Regions from separate parts of the Homo sapiens genome. Here regions 1 and 2 are each linked to region 3. Evidence: chromatin contacts called from ENCODE Hi-C or POLR2A ChIA-PET data. All regions are on one chromosome and are shown on one strand. The core of a region is the stretch at or near the end of the contact, and the rest is flanking DNA. Distances in the headings are between cores, read along the strand shown.

Region 1 (4,644 bases), core at 1,135-3,634, 450 kb after region 3:
GGGCGGGCGCGCGGGGGGCGGGGGCGGCGACGGGCGGCCCGAACGGGCCCCGCGCCGCCCGAGCGAGTGGAGGGGAGCCCCGAGCCGGGAATGAGCGGCGAGCGGCGGAGCTCCCCCCTCCCGCGCTGCCGACCCCGGAGCTGTCAGGAGCTCTGCCGAGCCCCACCCCGGAGCCCGGGCCCTGTCGCGCCATCCCCGTGCCGGGGGCGTGGGCGCATCCGCTTGCTCCCTCCAGGCCCGGCCGGCTCCTGCCGGCGCGGCGGATCCGGGAGCCGAGATCCCCGAGGGCGTGCGGACTGCCCCGGGCAGCCGGCGGTCCCCGGCGCGCCGAGCTGGACGAGCGGGCGCCAAGACCACCAGGGGCGGACCGACGAGGAGGAGGCCAAGGAGCTGGGCCGGGGACCGCGGGCAACCGGGAGCCTGCGCGGAGAGGACGCGGGCTGTTGGCCTGTGAATTTAAGGAGCCCGAAGCTCGCCTGGCAGCTCGGGGCGATGCATGAGAACCTTCCTCCCTGGCCCATTCCCGGGATGAACTGAGTGGGGAGCATCGGCTAGAGAGAGGGAGATCTTTTGCTTAGAAGAACAAAAACAGTTCCAGATTTCATATCTAAATTGCACTTTTTGCTGTTTCAGAACTGCTGGGAGACATCTGGAGCCGGTCCCAAAAAACCCGCGCACAGGAGAGATCCCCCTTTTGAATTGCAGAGGGGGACCGACACTCCTGGAGCACGCACACGGCCCTTTTCACTCATGGTCGGGAGTCTAACCCATCCTTTCTCTGATACCCTACCTGCTTGTCCCCTCCCCCTCAAAAGTCCCAGGTTACAGATTCTTGGAAGACTGTATCCGAGTCGCTGCAGCCAGCGGACAGATGCAGTGGAACTATGGTTATGTGCTGCTCTGCCTGGGAGAAGCGACGGGAAAGCCGAGGTTCTTTCCAAAGCTAATGGGCGGGGAAGAAAGACTGCTCGGAATTACTGGGTAGTATCATCTAGGAAAGGATTGCAGCGGGAGTGGATACCCTCCCCAGGGCTCCTCTAACTTTTTGAAAAGAGCGCGAGTGGACTGGGAACCATTCAAGGGATATTTGTCTTCTAGGCAATCCTGCTGGTAGGGTTCATTAGTTTCTAGAAGGCTAGTGTGATTTAGATTCTTGAGATGATTCAAGGAATGTGGCCTTTATCAAGCCCGACTTTCCGGGTGATGCTCCACATATTTTACCCAGGGTGGGAGAAATAGCACGCTGTCACCGAGACCCTCGCTCATCGGGGCTCCCACTGGTTCACTGCAGCTAGCTAGCAGTTAAAGTTTACTGCTTAGGTTGGGTGGGGGGGCATATTTTCTTAGAAGCTCCTGCCTTCCTCAGTTCATTACTGTAAACCCCGTACCTTAAAAGACTCGGCTTCTTCTCACTAACAAAGAAAAAAAGCAAAACAAAACCAAAACACACACACGCACACACACACACTCTCTCTCTGGGAATTTCCACAACTTCCCTTGAATGTGTAAGGATTTCTAAATGTTAGACTTGTTTGGATAGTATGAAAGGACAAAGTATCAGCACTCAGAAATGTCAACCTTTGAACCTCGAACACTTTCTGATTTATAAAAAGAATCCTTCCAAAAAGATGCAGGAGCCCTAATGTAATCGTTAGATCTGAAGGGGGAAATCTGTAAAAAAAAAAAAAAAAAAAAAAAAAAAGTCAATCACAAATGAGCCATTTAATACTTGCAAGTTGTTTAACATTGAAATGATAATATTTGCTTCCACAATAAAAAGTCCAAGGTACCTAGCCAAGTTTCAAACTATCCAGGCTTTAAAAAGTCAACCCTTCTCCCAATAGAAGGTTAAAACAAAAATCAGATTGAAATTATCAAATCACTTATGTTGTAAATAAATTCACTTTACTTTCAGAACATTATAAATTAAGGACTGGCATCAATAGACTGCTTTGATTTATGTTGCTTTTTCTACTAATTAAACAAAATTAACCCCCCACTCCTTCCCTCCTTTCTTTTTCCCCACACACTTTTCTGGTGTTAATGGCAAAACATCTATCAAATATTTTTAGAATTTCCTCTCCTCCACAAAAAGAGAAAATATAGACACAGGAAAAATAAATAGTCTTTATATACTCGGAATACCAAAGTTCCCTCCTAATTTATTACTTCACCTTTTCCTTGATTTACAATCTTCTCTCTGCTCTTCTGGCTGAAAGAGGGAAATCTTCTCAGCAGTCTTTTCCAGAAATATTTTTTGTTGTTCTTCAGAAAACATAAAATTAAATCTTAAAATGAATTAAAAGCTTCTTGAAAGGAGACTTCTGTTCCCACTAAAGGCAATTATTAGAAAGCAGGTACCTCTTCCAAGCTGCCCTGTTTATTACTTTCCGTAGAAATTCTCCTCAATATATACCCAGGACCCTGACTTTTTGCCTGTTTTGGAAAGGATATTTTCTGACATCATAATCTAGTTCCTAACATAACTGAGTAATCTCCATCATAATAATGCAGAGGATGCATGACTGCAAATGAGACACAGCAAGAGCACCCCCTACCACCTCCCTCCCCCCCCCGTCCCCCCAGCCCACACACACACCTTTTTTCTAAGGTTTAGAAATAGAACAAGTGCCAATAGAAGCTAAATGTTTGCTTAGGCCTTGCTGTCATGTAAATGCACCTTAGCAAATGGGAAGGCCTGCCTCTAATCTGAAGTATTTCCATGTTTAGCATTATAAGATCTACACCTACACAAATGCCTAGCCCATGAGCACCAGGCTTCCATCTTCCCATCCCCAGTGGCAGTTTATTACAGTATATCAAATTTTAAAAGAGGTTGAAAAAATTTTAAATGCATTACTCTTAAATTCAGTTGAATACCCAGTTAATGTATATCTCCTGTCATAGCTTAGAAAAAAGTAAATAGCATTTATGCTTAGCCTCTTCATCCTTCTTTCTTCTTTCCTCCTTAACCCAAACAGCAAACAGATATACATTATAAACCAAATATGAATCTATAGCACTTTAAACAGTGCACCTGGGCTTGGGAATTCTCTTATTACCAATAAGCATCCAGATTTCACATTTACCAATCTGTAGCTGCAAGCTATGTCTCTAAAATCCCCTGGAACCAAACAACTAAACTCATCCCATCTCTTCTCCAAACTTTTTTCAATGTTTACAAAGAGACGTTGCATAATCAGCTCAAGTAATGCTCTCATTGGATTCCATTAGAATGTGGCTCTCATCGCTCGCCTGGACTGAGACTTGAGAGGAGGCTGTTGCCAGCTGACCTCAAGGTAGCAAAAAAGAAAAAAAGATGTAATGCCTTCAAACCCCAAGTAACAATAGGAAAGGGTGTGTTTCTTTATTAAATCTTTTTGTAGTTAGGTGAGGATAAGACTTCTCCAGGAACAGGGCGGGCTGCTAACCTCTGGAGGAACTGCCTCAGGGAGGAGTGTATAGATATGCATCAAGCTGATGGGATCCTCCCATGGGAAAAGTGGGCCTCACACCCTTCCTCACCCTTCCCTACTTCCTGGGCAATGTTCTGCTTCCCCCAAACTGAAGCAGGAGGCCCAGAGAGGAGGCGGTTTCCTGGGAGGAACCCAAACCAATGTGAGATGAGAAGGTCTTTAGGAAATGGGGGTCTCTGAGAACCGGTTCTTAAAGGTCAAGCACTTGAGCACCTCGCAAACTCCTGACAATTGAAACATATCTGAAGAGTCTTCTTCAGATATGTCTCTGTGTGTGTGTGTGTGTGTGTGTGTGTGTGTGTGTGAGAGAGAGAGAGAGAGAGAGAGAGAGAGAATATGAATGTGCAGTGTCCCAGTCCTGATCTCCTGGACTGGTGCCAGCCAGCCAGATGCCTGCCCTTGGCTGGCCAAGTTTTTGGCTCCTGAAAGTAGGCAGCTCTGGACTTGTACGAGGCCACAGAGAGAGTTCCAAGCCCCACCTGGCTCAGGCGACAACCTCTCAACCTGAAGTCAATCTCCGGTGGCATCACAGGGCCCTCCTGGCAGCAGCCCAGTTCCCCACATGAACCGAATGGTCCTTTCTTAAATTTTGAGCCGGGGGCTGCCTAAAAGGGGCTGCCCCCGCAAGCATTTTACCTCCCTAACACCATTCTCTGCCCGTGCCACGCTGGCCTCGAAGTCCCTTCCCAGGGCAGCACCCGGACTGAGATGTCTAAACTCTCCGGCAGGAAGGATACCTATCCAGACACCCGCACTGGATGTCCTGTCTGTTTGGCTTTGAGCTGGTCATTACGGTGTCTTTGGATCCTGCCTAACTTTTCTGTAATTTTTATCAGAAATAAGGCTTCAGGAGAGCAAACGTTGAGTTATGCGCTCCTTCTCTGGAGTCTCCTGCCCTGGTGTTTGCGCTCCCACTGCAGCAAGGGAGGCCTGAGTCTCTTAGGGCAGGGGTCCAGGGTCTTGGGAGAGGCCTTAGGGCAAGGGGGATGATCTTTTTCAGCCTCCCCTCCCCTCCTCCCACCCAGCGTCCTCATCCCCACCGCCTGCGATAGACTTGGGTCGCCCATTAGGAAGCTGATCCGCAGGGACGGGGCAGGCTTGGCTCCTGGGGATCTTAGGCTCCATGGGAACTTCGGGGGTCTCGGGGCCCGTGAGCGGATCTAGCTAC
Region 2 (4,143 bases), core at 240-2,739, 340 kb before region 3:
ATACAATTGAGTCTATCCAGGCTTAGTTTTAAGTAACCATTTATTTGGCTGAACAAAATTAGAGCTTGTGTGCATTTATTATAACATATATCCAGGCCCTATTTAATCTCCTAGGAGAAGAAATGTACTAAATGATATACTGATGTCGTGGAAGAGCTTATCCAACTTAATTAAGTAGACTCTTTATTCCCATATAGTAAGTTAGACATTCCGATTCTTTCCGATGATTCTGCACTAGAATTTAGCTGACCAGGGAGTTGGTTGTACATAGCATGGAACACCTTTCTTTTGCCCACAGTTTAATTATGTATGGAGAGTAGAAAAGAGCTTTGGTATGAAAGCCTAAATACAGTTAAGATACAATGAGCTGATGACAAAGATTCTCTCTCTCTTTCACTCTCCTTTTAAGTAGCAATGCAACTGCACCTGATTAGAAGACTGATCTTTGAAAAATAAGTTAAATTCAAATCAAGAAAAGTTTCTTGAGAACACAGTTATCTACAAGGTACTGTGATGAGTAGTATGAATAATAATAAGACAAAGACGTTAATGTCACTTCTCTCAAGAAATCACCATTTAAGGGAACAAACAAATAAGTCCAGACCAGATAGTAATAAAATGTGGGAAATGCTACACTAGTAAACAAACAAACAAAAAAATCATATAGGAACTGTGATGAAGGCACCAATTCCATCAGGGGAGCAGGGAGGAAGGTGCTAAGGGAAATTTTGCAGAAGTGACATTTGAATTGGATCTTGGAGGATTTCCAAGATTTTTGTGGAAAGCAGAAAGGAGAGAGATAAATAAACAGCATGAGCAGGAGCAGAGAACATCAGTGGTTAGGATGAAGCTCTAAAGATTTGCTAAGACCCAGTTATAAAGCATTTAACGGTCTTCTAAGATTGCCTGGGCTTTATTGTGAAAATAATGGAGAAAATTGAAGGTTCTTAGTTGGGGCAGGTTCAGGGACCTGAACAGGTTGAGTTTGGGGGAAGGTGCATAAGAGTGGGGACACAGGGCAATGTGCTGGCAGGGAGAGTGTGTGAACAAGGAAAAGGTCTTGAATTGTAACTCTGGAGAACATCTCGTGGCGGGTTGTGGAAGAGAAATTTATGAAGGAGGCTCCTAAGAACTGCCTTTTGAAAAAAGGAATCCTGAGACAAGCATAAGAAAGCAAAGAAAAAGAGTGATAAGGAAAAGGAATCGATCAGCAGTGTCAAACACCGTACACAGATCTAGAGGAAAACGAAAAAGAAAGCTATTTGGTTGAGCAACTAGACCATTTTTAGTGGCTCCTTTGAGACCACTTTCAATAGAATTAGTAAGGTAGAAACCAAATACCATGTCAGACAAGGAAAAATAATACTTGCAATGCACAGGAAATTTAAAGATAGGCAGGAGCTGATGTTGCATCTCTCAAGGAGGGTAGTATTTAAGAGCAACCAATGGAAATTATGAGAAATAGGAGCTAAAAAGGTCTAATCCCCAAAACCAGACAGACGAGAAACATTTGCAGAATGATGTCATCCTGCCTCCTTGGGTGATACCACTTTGTTCCTCAGATGTTTAACCCAGCCTGCATGAGTCAACATCTATATTTGGGCATAAGGAGAACTACCTTTTGTGCTATGTGCCAGTTCAGAAGTCTGTTTTTGCTAGTCTGGTTTAGCTCTGCCAAATTATTTTAGGCTTATGACTGCATCAACAGCCCATGGAAATTAATCTGTTTAATATCACATAGCTCTAATTCCAGCACACTTACTTCTATTCAATGTAATCTTAATTGGTTTTTTTCCCCTTTGCATTTGGAAGACACAAGGTTTATATTTACAAGTACATTCATAGCAGATTTTAAAAGGCAAAAGTGGAAATGTCAGAAAAACCATATATAGAATCCAAGAGCTTATATCAATTACTGAACATGACTAGAATAATAGTAATAACTTCTGTGAATTAAGTGCCTAGTGTTTGCCAGACAATTTTCATTGAGTATCTTTGATTCTATAACCCTAAAATGTAGCTACGATTTCCATCCAGAAAAGATTAAGTAACTTGATTACATTCACTCAGTCAGCAAATGGAAGAGTAGGGACTCAAAGCTAGACCTGACCCCAAAGCCCGTGGTCTTTCACCACTCTGTGCCCTCTTCAAAATATCATGGTGCCCATTAATGCAAAAGAAAAGTGAACTGGCTGGGTGCAGTGGCCCACACCCATAACCCAACATTTTGGGAGGCCGACGTGGGCAGAGCACTCGAGATCAGGAGTTCGAAACCAGCCTGGCCAATATGGTGAAACCCTGTCTCTACTAAAAATACAAAAAAAAAAAATTAGCCGGGCGTGGTGGCACATGCTTATAATCCCAGCTATTCGGGAGGCTGAGGCAGGAGAATCACTTGAACCTGGGAGGCAGAGGTTGCAGTGAGCTGAGATCTCACCACTGCATTCCAGCATGAGAGACAGAGCGAGACCCTGTCTCAAAAAAAAAAAAAAAGTGAACAAAGTCATATAAGTTATGTTTACAAGTGATGACCGAGATATTCAGTGGTAGAAGCTCTTTTTAGATGTAAATTACTCATCTAACTTTTATTGGGAAGTAAATATTTCAAAATGCATGTGGTTGACCAGACTTAATAGTAAATGACTCTATTTCTAATGGGATATCAGAGGAGAAGGCAAAAAAGGAAATAAGATAGAAGCATTACACAACAGAAACAATGTCTGAAGGAAAATTCAAAATTTAAGAAGAGCTGGAGATGGGTTCTTATAAGATCTCGTAAGATTATAATTTTTCTGGAATTTTGAACTATAGTGATTCATTCTAAGGAAAAGAAATCAGTTCACAGGAAAAGAATCTCCCTAAGATTATTTCCCATCCCCACAAGCATTGAAAAATGCTTTTTGCATATTACACAGAGAAGTTCTGCTTGTTTTTCTCAACCCCTCCTTGTCAGACCAGGATGGGATGGGGAAGGGTGGCTTACCTTTGTAGACCCCCTGCCAGAGAGCCTTCCCTTGGCATGGAATCTAAAGTAGTCTCCCAGACAATCTCTAGCACATCACTGAGTTATATTTTCTTCATAGCAGTACCTGAAATTATTTTGTTTACTCATTTTTTCACTGACTGGATTACCCCCACTAAATTTACGCTCCATGAGAACAGATTTTGTCTTTTTGATTCATGGCTAAACCTGAAGCACTCAGAACGGTACCTAAAACAATGCCTCAAAAAAAATTTACTGACTGTCTGAATGAATGAATGAGTTAATATTGCCAAGGGCACAGTAATGTGAATCTGCAGCTTAAAGTGGAGATCTTCACCCAAGAAATAAGTTTTGTATCTCTCCCTGAAGAAAGAAACAGTTATGAGGGTGGGGAGTTTATGTTCATGGGCTATTAAAGGAAAACTCAGAAAGATGGTGTGGTAAAAAGAAATATGTATTTGGTCTTTGTTCCAGTTCTTTTTGTTTGTTTGTTTGTTTGTTTATTTTTTGTTTGGAGACAGGTACCCTCCAGGCTGGAATGCAGTGGTGCCATTACAGCTCACTGCAGCTTAAACTTCCCCAGGCTCAGGTGATCCTCCCAACTCAGCCTCCTGAGTAGCAGGGACCACAGGCATGGACCACCATGTCTGGCTAATTTTTACAATTTTTTTATAGAGATGGGTTTTGCCATGTTGCCCAGGCCGGTCTTGAAATTCTGGTCCACCCACCTTGGCTTCCCAAAGTGCTAGGATTACAGGCATGAGCCACCATGCCCCGCCAGTTCCCAGTTATTGACATAGCTTCCAAAATTCCCGGAATTTCCTGAGCAATAGGGGTGATAAAAGCATCTTTTGTTACTCATTACAAGTTCCTTTCAATCATACCTAAATTTATGCTAATAAGGTGGTTCCTGGTGGACCCCTAGATAGCTTCAAGATAGGGGCTGGTTGCCAGGGGAGCCAATCATGTGATAAGAGGGCTGGAGTTTTCAGCCTTCCCACTCCCCTCAACCTCCAGTGAGGGGAAGGGGGCTGGAGTTTGAGTTCATTCACTAATCACCAATGATTTAATCAATGATGCCTGTGTAATGAAGTCTCCATTAAAAAACCTAAACAGGCTGGGCACGGTGGCTCACGCCTGTAATCCCAGCACTTTGAGAG
Region 3 (4,283 bases), core at 1,247-3,746:
GATACAATGATCTATTTTCTCATGCCCTATATTTTTATTGAGCCTTTTCCTTGAATTGGGTATAAGGAATATAAAGAGGTCCTATAAGCAAGATGCTTGCTCTTCAGAGTTTGGGAAGGCAGGAAAGGCATTTAACTGGACATGTATAACCACATGTTTACACATCTGTACAATCTCAATCCTTATAACAACCTTTAACATAGGTATTGTCAGCCCTATTTTAAAGAGGAGGTAACTGAGATTCGGGATGGATGTTTTAGTGACTTGCCCAAAGTTACCCAATAGCTAAGTGGCAGAGCCAGGCCAAGAACCTTGAGTCCTTTTCTCTGTCCACTGTAACACACAGCTAAGTCTTGGCAGAGGACAAGGACTTTAATTTAATTAGGCTTTGAGAGAAGGGTGGGACTTAACCCACAGAGGAGTGGGGATTTCGGTTAGGCTGAAAGGTGAGAACGAAGCAGGGATCTGTGAGTAGACCTGTTTGACTACAGAGAGGGTTTCCTGGGAGCGAAGTGGGAGATAAGCTGGGAAAGGTAAGAAGCAGGATAAGAGAGAGTTTTAAATGGCTAGATAAGAATTGCAGGGAAAGGGGGACCTGATTTAGAGGGGAAGATGTTGATGACAAAACCAAACATTTTAGAAAACTCATCGGTAGTGAGTGGTACAGAGAAATAATTAGAACTGGGGGAAACTGGAGTCAGAAATTCAAGTCAGGAGTTTGGAATACTGCAGGTCTGACAAGCAACAAGATGGTAATTATATAAAGTAGGTCTGTGAGAGCAGTGGCCCAAGCCTGTGGATTTCTTGTAGCATTCTATTGTTTGAAAAAGTATAAATTATGGACACTCAATACTTGAGATATAGAAAGAAAATCAATGGCTTTGGAGTCAAATAGACCTCGGTTTCAATCCAAGTTCTAGCTGATTTGGAGAAATTTACTTACATAACTTTGCTGAGCCTTTGATTCCTTACGTTAAAATAGGGCTAGTAACACTCAATTTACAGGATGATTGAGAAGATTAAACAAGACACAATGCTGGATTCTGTGCATCCCTCTACAATTTTTGGCAGATCGGTAAATGTATGGCATGTCATCAATCAAAAAACAATGAGGCCTGGTGTGGTGGCTCACGCCTGTAATCCCAGCAGTTTGGGAGGCCGAAGAGGGTGGATCACCTGAGGTCAGGATTTCGAGACCAGTCTGGCCAATATGGCGGAAACCCCGTCTCTACTGAAAATACAAAAATCAGCCGGGTGTGGTGGTGGGCGCCTGTAGTCTCAGCTACTCGGAGGCTGAGGCAGTAGAATCACTTGAACCCAGGAGAAGGAGGTTGCAGTGAGCCAGATCATGCCACTGCACTCCAGCCTGGGTGGCAGAGTGACCTGTTTAAAAAAAGAAGAAAAAAAAGAGAAAGTTATTAATTCACTATATTTTTAGAAGATGGTGGGTTATATGCTACCTATATCTCATACAAATAAAGCTGCTTTTCACCATTCAGGTCTGCCTGTAAGCAGCATCTGCCTTGAAAGAACCATTTTCTGAGAATCTTTTTCTTCTGTCAGCCAAGGGGATTATACCGCATGATATCTGTCAAGGATAAACGTTAGTTAATTCTTAATTGAGAGCTCAGCCACTACAATTGGTTCCATTCTACAGTAATTATTCTCATGTGGTTTGTGGAACTCAATTGTGAGGTCCCTCCTTCCTCCACCCTTTTCAGTGTGTGCATTGAAACAGCAGCCTTAAGGTCTTTAAACGGGGAAATACATTTTTCTTGCTTCAGAGATTCAATTTTACTTGCCCGAGAAGCTTGTGTGGTGTGATTTTCATCGCTAAAAGCAACAGCAGCCACATGGCTGACAACACCACCACTTAACAATTCAAAGCTCGGTCACCGTTTTCAGGAGTCTCTTCCAAATCTTTCTGAAGTGCTTTTGAAGTTCTACATTCCCCGTCTAAGGGAACACCCAGCAGTCCCAGGATAAAAGGGCAGAAGGGTGAGCTGACGTTTTCCTTTATTTGCATGGCTTAAAGCTAGCCATTTTCTACACCACGCGCCGCCGGGCTTGTACATGCCCGTGTGCCTGTGACACCGAGGCAATTGTTTCTCCTTAAAAAGGGGGTTCGCGTGGGTTAGTTTCGTTTCTGATCTGGAATCTCAGTAACTACAACAAGAAAAGTTTAAAACTCGACCCGCCAGGTTCTTCCCCATCGGATTATCTCCGTTCCTTAGAGATAGCAGGAAGGGCAGCATTTTCTTCCATCCACCCACTTCCAGCCCTAGTCTGGCTCAGCGAGGAATGCATAAAATTAGTGGACTCCTCTGAGTGACGTTCCCCGGCTCCAATCAGCGGGCGCGCAGGCGCCCCCGGCCCCGCCCCACTGCTGACTCTCTTTGGCTGATTCCTGCAGGGAGGGAGGAGAGAAGGGCGGCAGTGGGAGGGGGAGGTACCTGGAACTGGGAGTGATGTCAGCTCCCAGCTCGGTGCCTGCCCGGATTCCTGACATGGTGTAGTGCAGGCAGGGTGGGGAAAGGACGGGGAAGGACTCGTGTGCTGCGAGCTGGCGGCCGGGCCGGAGTGCTGGGGCTTTGAACTCCGAGAGGAGGTGGACCAGAACTTTTGGAACTAGTGCCGGCGGCTCTCCACCCCCCAGGTAAGGGCGTTTTGCTCCACTCCCAGACGGGAGGGAAGTGGCACCGTTGTGTGGCTGCAGCTGGCTGTTGCAGCTGCTCCTCCTCTTCCCCGGGTCGATTTCCTTGTGCAACTCACTCCTGTTTCCCAATGGGAACGGGCACTTTTTGGGGGTGGTGGGGGTGGAGGGGTAGGGCTTAACTCCTGGGGCTTGGACCGAGCTTGTACGTGAAGAATACTCCAGGATTGGACGTTTAGGTCTTGTCTGTATCCTTAGACCCCCACACCCTAGGCTCCCGGTAATACCTGAGAACCCCAACCAGAGGGGCGTGTGTGTCTCTCTGTCTGTGTGTATTGAGGCATTTAAAAATGCCACAAAAAATTATGGATCATCGACTCAAAAATTATGCTCGTTGAAAAGAAAAAAAAAGTTTTGTATTTTTTTGTCTCCTTGTGGCCTATTATATATTAAAAGAATATCAATGTTAGTCTTATATATCAATGTAAAATATCCTTTTGTGTAATCCAGTCAGGATGTGAGAAATTCACTTGGGGTGTTTATTAATTATGAGCTTGCGGGAAAACTCGTCTCTTGGGGGCACACTTCTAAAACTGCAACTAGTATTCACTCATTTTAACCGAGAAATCCCTTCAGCTGCCAGCTTTATATCTGGAGAGGTTAGGATGGCTGCTGAGAATCTTCAGATCTGTTTCCTGTGGCTGCTTGAGGGGCGAGCTGGTAGTTGTGTTTTCAGGGATCTTTTTTAGAGAAGGGAGTTTTAACAGGGAAACGCGGTGGAAGGCGTGGCATATAAACTCTTAATTATAGGGACGTGAAGTTTTCAACATGTGGGACCAAAACAAATCCTTGCTTTCAGTAAGAACTGCGGAGAGCAATAGAAAAAGAACTTGATTTCAAAGTCCAAGTTTGGTATTTTGAGAAAGCAATTGCGGGAGGAAAAAGATACTTTTAAGAAGTGAAAGAATAGAATTCTGATTTTTGTTTATTTCCTATTTCAAACCCTGTCTTTTTCCTATGTGGAGATTTTGTGTGCCCAGGTCACTAACTGGGTGTGATTGACTTTCTCGAGGGGGCGGGGAAATTGACTCCATACACCGATTCAGGACCCTCTCATCAGTGCTTTAAGGCTCTCTTTTGGAGCAGGAAGGAAAAAAAAAAAAAAAAAAAAAAAGTAAGCGCTGAGACTCCTGAGTCAAGTTTCCCCTTTCCTTCACCGAAGTTCCTCCTCAGCAGTGAGGATCCTACTGTTGCCAGGTCTGGAGGAAATGGGAGTGGACTTCATTGTGAGTCAAAATCCGTATCCCAGGCCCCTGAAGGGAAAAGGCATTTCCAGGAGATGGAGAAAGAAAGAAGCCACAACAGTAGGTCTAGTAAACCCAAGTCAGGAAAAGGGATAGAGGACTATAGATGGGGTTCTCTATCTTTCTAGCCAAATGATCATTAGGTTTCAGAACTAGAAAGAAGTGTTTGGTTGTGCTGTTGTTTATGACATACCTGGGTCTGTATTGTTGTTAGTTCCTGAAAAAATTAAATAGAGTGGATAAAATAGCAGGCTTTTTGAGAAAGGAAAATTCGCTTTATTGGAAAGACAACATTTTAATTTTGGTTTGTATTTTGGCTTAAGACA

The links. A loop is a pair of places that touch in the nucleus more often than their neighbours do. ChIA-PET counts read pairs that join two places held with the same protein, here RNA polymerase II (POLR2A). Pooled maps may share reads with other maps.
Region 1: a pooled map shows a loop between it and region 3 (2.9-fold over the local background). The contact joins the promoter of PTHLH here to the promoter of PPFIBP1 in region 3. A Hi-C loop is called at or near these places in 1 of 50 pooled maps. POLR2A ChIA-PET finds 5 or more read pairs at or near these places in 2 of 52 experiments (BJ and SK-N-SH).
Region 2: a loop to region 3 is called in a map of tibial artery, with 4 times the contacts of the local background. The contact joins the enhancer-like site here to the promoter of PPFIBP1 in region 3. A Hi-C loop is called at or near these places in 1 of 168 maps with a recorded cell type or tissue (tibial artery) and 5 of 50 pooled maps. POLR2A ChIA-PET finds 5 or more read pairs at or near these places in 3 of 52 experiments (HCT116, MCF 10A and WTC11).

Annotation. Positions count from the first base shown.
Region 1 is chr12:27,970,349-27,974,992 of GRCh38, forward strand. PTHLH (parathyroid hormone like hormone) reads right to left here and starts at 2,385. Exons shown (of 6, transcript NM_198965.2): 1 at 2,175-2,385; 2 at 1,579-1,671.
Region 2 is chr12:27,178,447-27,182,589 of GRCh38, forward strand. It overlaps the pseudogene LOC124902904. Among named protein-coding and RNA genes, the nearest start is that of STK38L, 64 kb to the right of the region's middle. RefSeq lists an enhancer at 522-571. Within about 2 kb of position 1,490, at least 10 of the 41 ENCODE cell types and tissues checked have a DNase peak (open chromatin) inside an H3K27ac peak, as active enhancers do.
Region 3 is chr12:27,521,710-27,525,992 of GRCh38, forward strand. It overlaps PPFIBP1 (PPFIB scaffold protein 1), which reads left to right and starts at 2,497. Exons shown (of 30, transcript NM_003622.4): 1 at 2,497-2,656. RefSeq lists enhancers at 1,314-1,915, 1,813-2,272, 2,519-3,119.